2 separate regions of the Homo sapiens genome follow, and region 1 is linked to region 2. The links are chromatin loops, found by intact Hi-C in ENCODE. Cell type or tissue: Calu3. All regions are shown on one strand. Links, peaks and the distances in the headings refer to the core of each region. The heading gives the core; the rest is flanking DNA. Region 1 overlaps CTNNA3 (catenin alpha 3). Region 2 holds the start of LRRTM3 (leucine rich repeat transmembrane neuronal 3).

Region 1 (2,824 bases), core at 149-2,648, 620 kb after region 2:
GTTAAACTGTCTGTCTTTAGATGAGGAGGCTGAGACTCAGGGAAGTTATGTGATTTGCTGAAAGTCAAACTACAGAACACAAAATCCAGGTGGCTGATGGCCAGTTTTGTGGTCTGTCCACTATCTGTGCTTCCACATGGAACCTTCAAAAAATTTAGTTAAGTATCTGGACACTGCGTCTATGTATTGCTTAAAATCTGGATTTTTTTCTAACCCTTTAGGTATGTGACAGTTTTTTATTATTTGCTTGGAATGTGGGATTATGTGATAATCTTTGTGTAGTAATAATTAATAAGTGACATATTTGCAAAATACATTTAGTTGGGTCAGGATAGGAAAAGCCGCTATGTGACTTTGGATACTGTTCACTCAACATTCTTGCTGAGACTTTAGATTTATAGACCAGAATAATCAGCTGCATGGAATTGATAAGTGAGGCAAAGTGCAAGGGATAAGAGAGAGAGAATTTGCCTTTATTAAGTACTTAACTATGTGTCCACCATTGTAACAAGGGCTTTATATACATTTTCCCTTTTTAAGAATAAGACAATCCTCTCTGAATCTGTAGCATCAGTATCAGAGTTGTCATTGATAATTGCTCTATAACCTCAGATGAATCTTTTAACCTGCCTGGACCTTGACTTCCTTATTTGTAAAACAGGCAACACCTAAACTGTCTACTTCATGAACAGGAAGACTTCACCATGAAAGCACCTAGAAAAGTATAAGGTACCATCAGAATTTAAAATCATATATGTTTACTTTCAGTTGACTCCTTGTGCTAATTATATTTTGCTTAAGGGGATTTTGAATCAGGATGGTGGAAGGAAGGTAACACAGGATTAAAGATTGAATAATGAGCCAAATGCAGAGTCCACTTGAGAAAATAGGGTTGACTGCTTCACCTTTTTTTCCTTATTCTTTTCAGTTTTTCATGTGTCCCTATGTGTTGGATACATTATTATCAACACTGTTTTGTACAAATTCTTTTATAGAAATCAGCAAAAGAAGCTCAAACATGATATGTGTGTGCATATGATCTAAAATCAATAAAACTACAATTAATGAAACAAAAGTAATACAACTAATAACTTAAATACCTAGGGAGATAGTTTTTGTCATTCTAAGTTGGAAAGATTATGTTTATGTTGCATTTCAGAAGAGATTCTTGGGTGGAAGCAAGAGAAATTAACTTGGCTAGCCGAAATCAGGGCTTTTATATAGTGGGGGTTAGAGAGGGGCTGAGGATGAGCCTGCATGTGAAAGGCAGGCATGAGAAGTTGCGTGTGCCACCAGGGAGAGGCAGAAGGGAGAGGAGCCAGAACCACAAAAGTTCATATGACTGAAATTTTTTGTTTTGAACCTTTGAAAACTAGGAAATATATATCAAACACAAGAGTAAATATAACATATATGTACTTAAAATATTACTACTAATAATAAATCAAGTAAATATCTATGTACTTAACCTTACCTCATGGTCCTGTCTCCCCACTCTTACTTAATCACTGTTCTGAAATTTGTATTGCTCATTTTTATACCTGTTCCTATACTTTTGTTACACAGTCAATACAACATAATACTTAGGTGTGTGTGTATGGTTTATATGTGAGTGGTGTGGGCGGATACTCTTGAGTATTATATTGTTGTATTGTAGGATCAAATTTTATTTTTTTAATCCTCTTCAACTTGCTTTCTCCACATTTTGTTTTCAAGATACAGATGCTTTACCCCATTATATAAATGTATCGAAATATATTTATTGTACTACTGATGAGCGTATGGATTATTAGTGCAAATCTTTGTTCATTCTCATCCTCTTTTTCTCTTTCCTCTTTTTCTCTTTCTTCTGTTATGTACAAAGCTACTATGAACAATTTAATTCTGGTGCATCTGTTGCAAAAGCTTTCTAGGATACATGCTTGGGACTGAAGGACAGGGCCATAGGTTCTGTGGCTGTTCAGATTTACGAGGTCATACCAAATTGTTTTCCAAAAGGTTTTCTGATTTTCTACTTCAGCGAGGAGTGAAGGAGGAGTTCAGATGTTTAACAACCTTCTATAGACTTAGATTTTTTGAATTGTTGGCCAATGTGTAAATGAGATATATCTAAATGATATCATGTTTTCAATTTGCATTCCTTGATTCCCTATGAGATTGAGCTTCTTCCCCCCAATATGTTTGTCCTATCTCTTTATTTCACTTCTTTGAAATACTGGTACAACATTGATCCATTTTTCTTTGGGGTTGTTTTTATTTTTCTGGATACTATGGGTTGTATATATTTCATCTTTTCTTAGTTTACATTTCCTTTTCATTCTCTTTATGATGTTATTGTTAAAGAAAATTTCAAGGTTTGTGGTTTTATATCCTTTGCTCTACTGAGGACTTAAAAATTGCCCTTTAAAGTTTTCAAGTTTTACCGGGCACAGTGGCTCACATCTATATATCCCAGCACTTTGGGAGGCCGAGGTGGGCGGATCACGAGGTCAGGAGATCAAGACCATCCTGGCTAACACGGTGAAACCCTGTCTCTACTAAAAATACAAAAAATTAGCCAGGCGTGGTGGCAAATCGCTTGAACCCGGGGACAGGAGGTTGCAGTGAGCTGAGATCGCGCCACTACACTACAGCCTGGGTGACAGAGTGAGACTCCGTCTCTAAATAAATAAATAAATTTGCCTTTCTCATTTAAGATCTTAACCATTTGTATTTTTTTGTATATTGAGATAAGACTTTTATTTTTATTCACTTCATATGCCTAACCAATTATATAAAAACTTTTTAATAATAATTGTTTAAATAAAAAAGTTTTTTTACCCAT
Region 2 (2,824 bases), core at 235-2,734:
GTCTTGGAATATTCGCACAGGGATGGTTCTCAGGGAGTTAGACCGTAAATGTAAACTCAGCAGCTTCCGCAAGCCCCGAAACTGTTCAGATCCCAGAGAATGCAGCTGATTATAGGACAGATCCAAGTTCCGTAAATTTGTCACAGGTCTGAAGGTATTGTTAAGAAAATAGGAGATTCTATTGGAACTAAGAATCAGCTCTTTGAGTCTGCGTATTCCATTAAAAGCATTTTCGTCAATATTGCTGATATGGTTATGGTCAAGGTATAGCCAGGTGAGCTGGTTGAGCCCTTTAAATTGATTATACTTAAGTTTTTGAAGGCTGTTATAGCGAAGGGACAAACCTAAGCAACCAGCAGATATACTTGAGGGTATCTCCTGTAATTTCTGAGATTCACAATATACCATTTTGCCTTCACACCTACAGCCCTTAGGGCATCCTCGTTCGGCAGAAGAAAGCATTGTCAGTAAGACAGTGGGGGCTATAACCAGTGCTACAGCTGATCCGCTCAGTAGCCTAATTACATTGAAACCTGGAAATAAAAACAACTTAGAAAAGTTATCCCCCCAAAAAAGAATTAATCCTTAATCAAGCAAAAATAGGCATATATTTTTCATTTTTAAAAATTTAAATCTAAATAACACTTAACATCACATATTATCTCTTTGTAATTAAAGAGAATTGTCTTTAGTGTTTTGTTTTTTTAAATAGTTAAACAAGGAAACATGCCACTAAGCAAATAAATTCATAGTCTTAGAGCAGAGCAAGGTAATCTCTAAAATAATTAAGGCAGAATTATTACACACACTAGAGGTTTTTTGTTTTTTGTTTTTAAGAAGGAAAGAAGAAAAATGACAAAACATACCCATCCTTTGTATTGTTCAAAGGTCGTCCTTAGGTCTTTTGCTTTGGCTTAGGGGCCAGTTGCATGACAGCCCCTGTCAGCTGCACTGTAGTGAGTCAGGGCTCGCTGACACCCAGGAAGAAAAATTGGACCCCTTGGGAGATGGACCGATTTTGGAACATTATTCTTTGCCAGCCACGCAGAACACTCCAAGAACAAATAAATCCCAACACCGCATTCGCAGCAAAACATCAAAATCTTCCTAGGTAATAGGATCTTCATGGATATTACGTTTTTGCATCTTTACAGTTTTTTGGGGGGTGGGGAGGGGGCGGTTAAAAAAAAAACTGGATCCTACAATTTCTTCTTATCGAAAAACATGATGTATTCTTCCAGGCAATTTGGGGCTACCTGAGCTGCCACATCTGTATTCCATACCCCAGCAGTTCCCGTGATGAGCACCCAGTTCAGCCACAGAGCTGCGTTGGAGCCCAGAAGGCAGGAGAGCCCCGTACCGCGCACACGCTCAGCTCACTTCTGCAGACTGTCATTCTGAAAGCTGCTCGGACTGTTGCTTTGGTTTCAGTGAATGCAGTCTTATGTAAAGCTGCCCCCAGTGGTGAAGAACATTATGGGCATGTGCAGAAATGTCTCTCTTTTATCTTGCAAATGAGCAGGCTCTCTGCTGGAAAATGAATGATTCTTTTGGGTGGCTCAGTAGGAACTGAATGGTCACCGTGATCAATAACTAGCAACATTTTCTGTGATTTCCAAGTCTTGTTTTACAATTTGGCAACGTCTTTATTGTCTGTGTCCACTTAATTGCTAAACATGTGCTGCCCAGAGTTTTTCTGGAGCTTGACATTAAGTTCACAGACCGAACGTCAATTTTTCTTAACCTCAACGCAGGCTTTAAACTGAAATTTATAAAATGAATTATTGAGCTTTTCACAGAGAAGCATTAACTGCCTGCCCATTTGACCTCTTGGAGTCACAGTGATTATATTATGCAAGGTGTCTCAGGATGTTAGAACACAAACATTTTGGAATAGAGGGGATGACTGATGACAAGTGAATTAATGTGTCCAATAGCCTTTCCGGTTTTCTCACAGACGATATAATTGATTTTATGGCTATAGTTTCGTTTGTTGTTTTGGTTGTTGTAATTCTCTTTTAATTAGAAGGGAAATAAACCATTTTTAGTGTTAGGATACGAATCAAGAGATCATTTGGTTCATACTTTATTGATGTTGCTGCTATTTATTACACTAATAATATTTATGGAGCACTTTCTAAGTGCTTTAAATGGGCTACGTTGTTTTCTCTTTAAACAATAGTATGATGTGGGTCCTATTATAACCTCTCTTTTAAAGATGAGGAAACAGACTTGGGGAGGTAACTTTCTCAAGGTCATACAGCAAGCGAGTGCTAGAGCTGAGCTTCAGAAGCGAGTCATTCTTATGCCGAACCACTAACCACTAGATGATCCTGTTCAACAACATTGTTATCTTCATTTAAAAAAGAAGTCAGTGAAAATGAAGCCGATTAAAGGATTGGGGCAAGGAAGCTGTGATTAGCAAATTCTTGCTTGTTCTATTAGAATTGCCTAAATTTCTTTTGGTCTGAGGTTCCTAAAGAAGTATAAAAACTAAGGCAGCGTAGTTTAGTGATTAACAGCATAGATTTTGGCACCTAGATTCCAACTCCTGGCTACAATTTACCAGCTATGTAACCTTAAGCGCGTTACTTACCTTCCCTATGCCTCAGTTTTCTCATCTGCAAAACGGGCATAAAAACAAAAACTCACTTCATGTTTTGAGAATTAAGTCATTTTAATATCTGTATGTTACTTAGAACAGTGTGTTGCATGCAATAAGCCTGTGTAAGATATTTGAATAATATTAACTTTATTTGTACTTGCTAGGATTACGTACTGAATATTGACTATACTGACCTTCATTAACTCACAAAGAACAACT

What was found. Peaks named below come from ENCODE experiments on the same cell type or tissue, not always from the same donor. Only the 100,000 strongest peaks of a DNase experiment are listed, where the experiment ranks them.
Region 1: a loop joins it to region 2, with 2.8 times the contacts of the local background. A loop is called at or near these places in 10 of 110 quality-filtered maps.

What each region holds. Positions count from the first base shown.
Region 1 is chr10:66,303,490-66,306,313 of GRCh38, reverse strand. The region is part of intron 12 of CTNNA3 (catenin alpha 3); the gene reads left to right. Among named protein-coding and RNA genes, the nearest start is that of CTNNA3-AS1, 230 kb to the right of the region's middle. In Calu3, for the core only: no CTCF peak of the experiment used is centred there; no DNase peak of the experiment used is centred there.
Region 2 is chr10:66,924,630-66,927,453 of GRCh38, reverse strand. All of the region lies in intron 7 of CTNNA3 (catenin alpha 3), which reads left to right. It overlaps LRRTM3 (leucine rich repeat transmembrane neuronal 3), which reads right to left and starts at 1,418. Exons shown (of 3, transcript NM_178011.5): 1 at 867-1,418; 2 at 1-533. The coding sequence starts at 870. All of the region lies in intron 3 of LOC101928961 (a long non-coding RNA gene), which reads left to right. RefSeq lists a silencer at 1,446-1,555 and an enhancer at 1,175-2,031. In Calu3, for the core only: CTCF peaks have their summits at 1,278 and 1,481; a DNase peak (open chromatin) is centred at 1,433.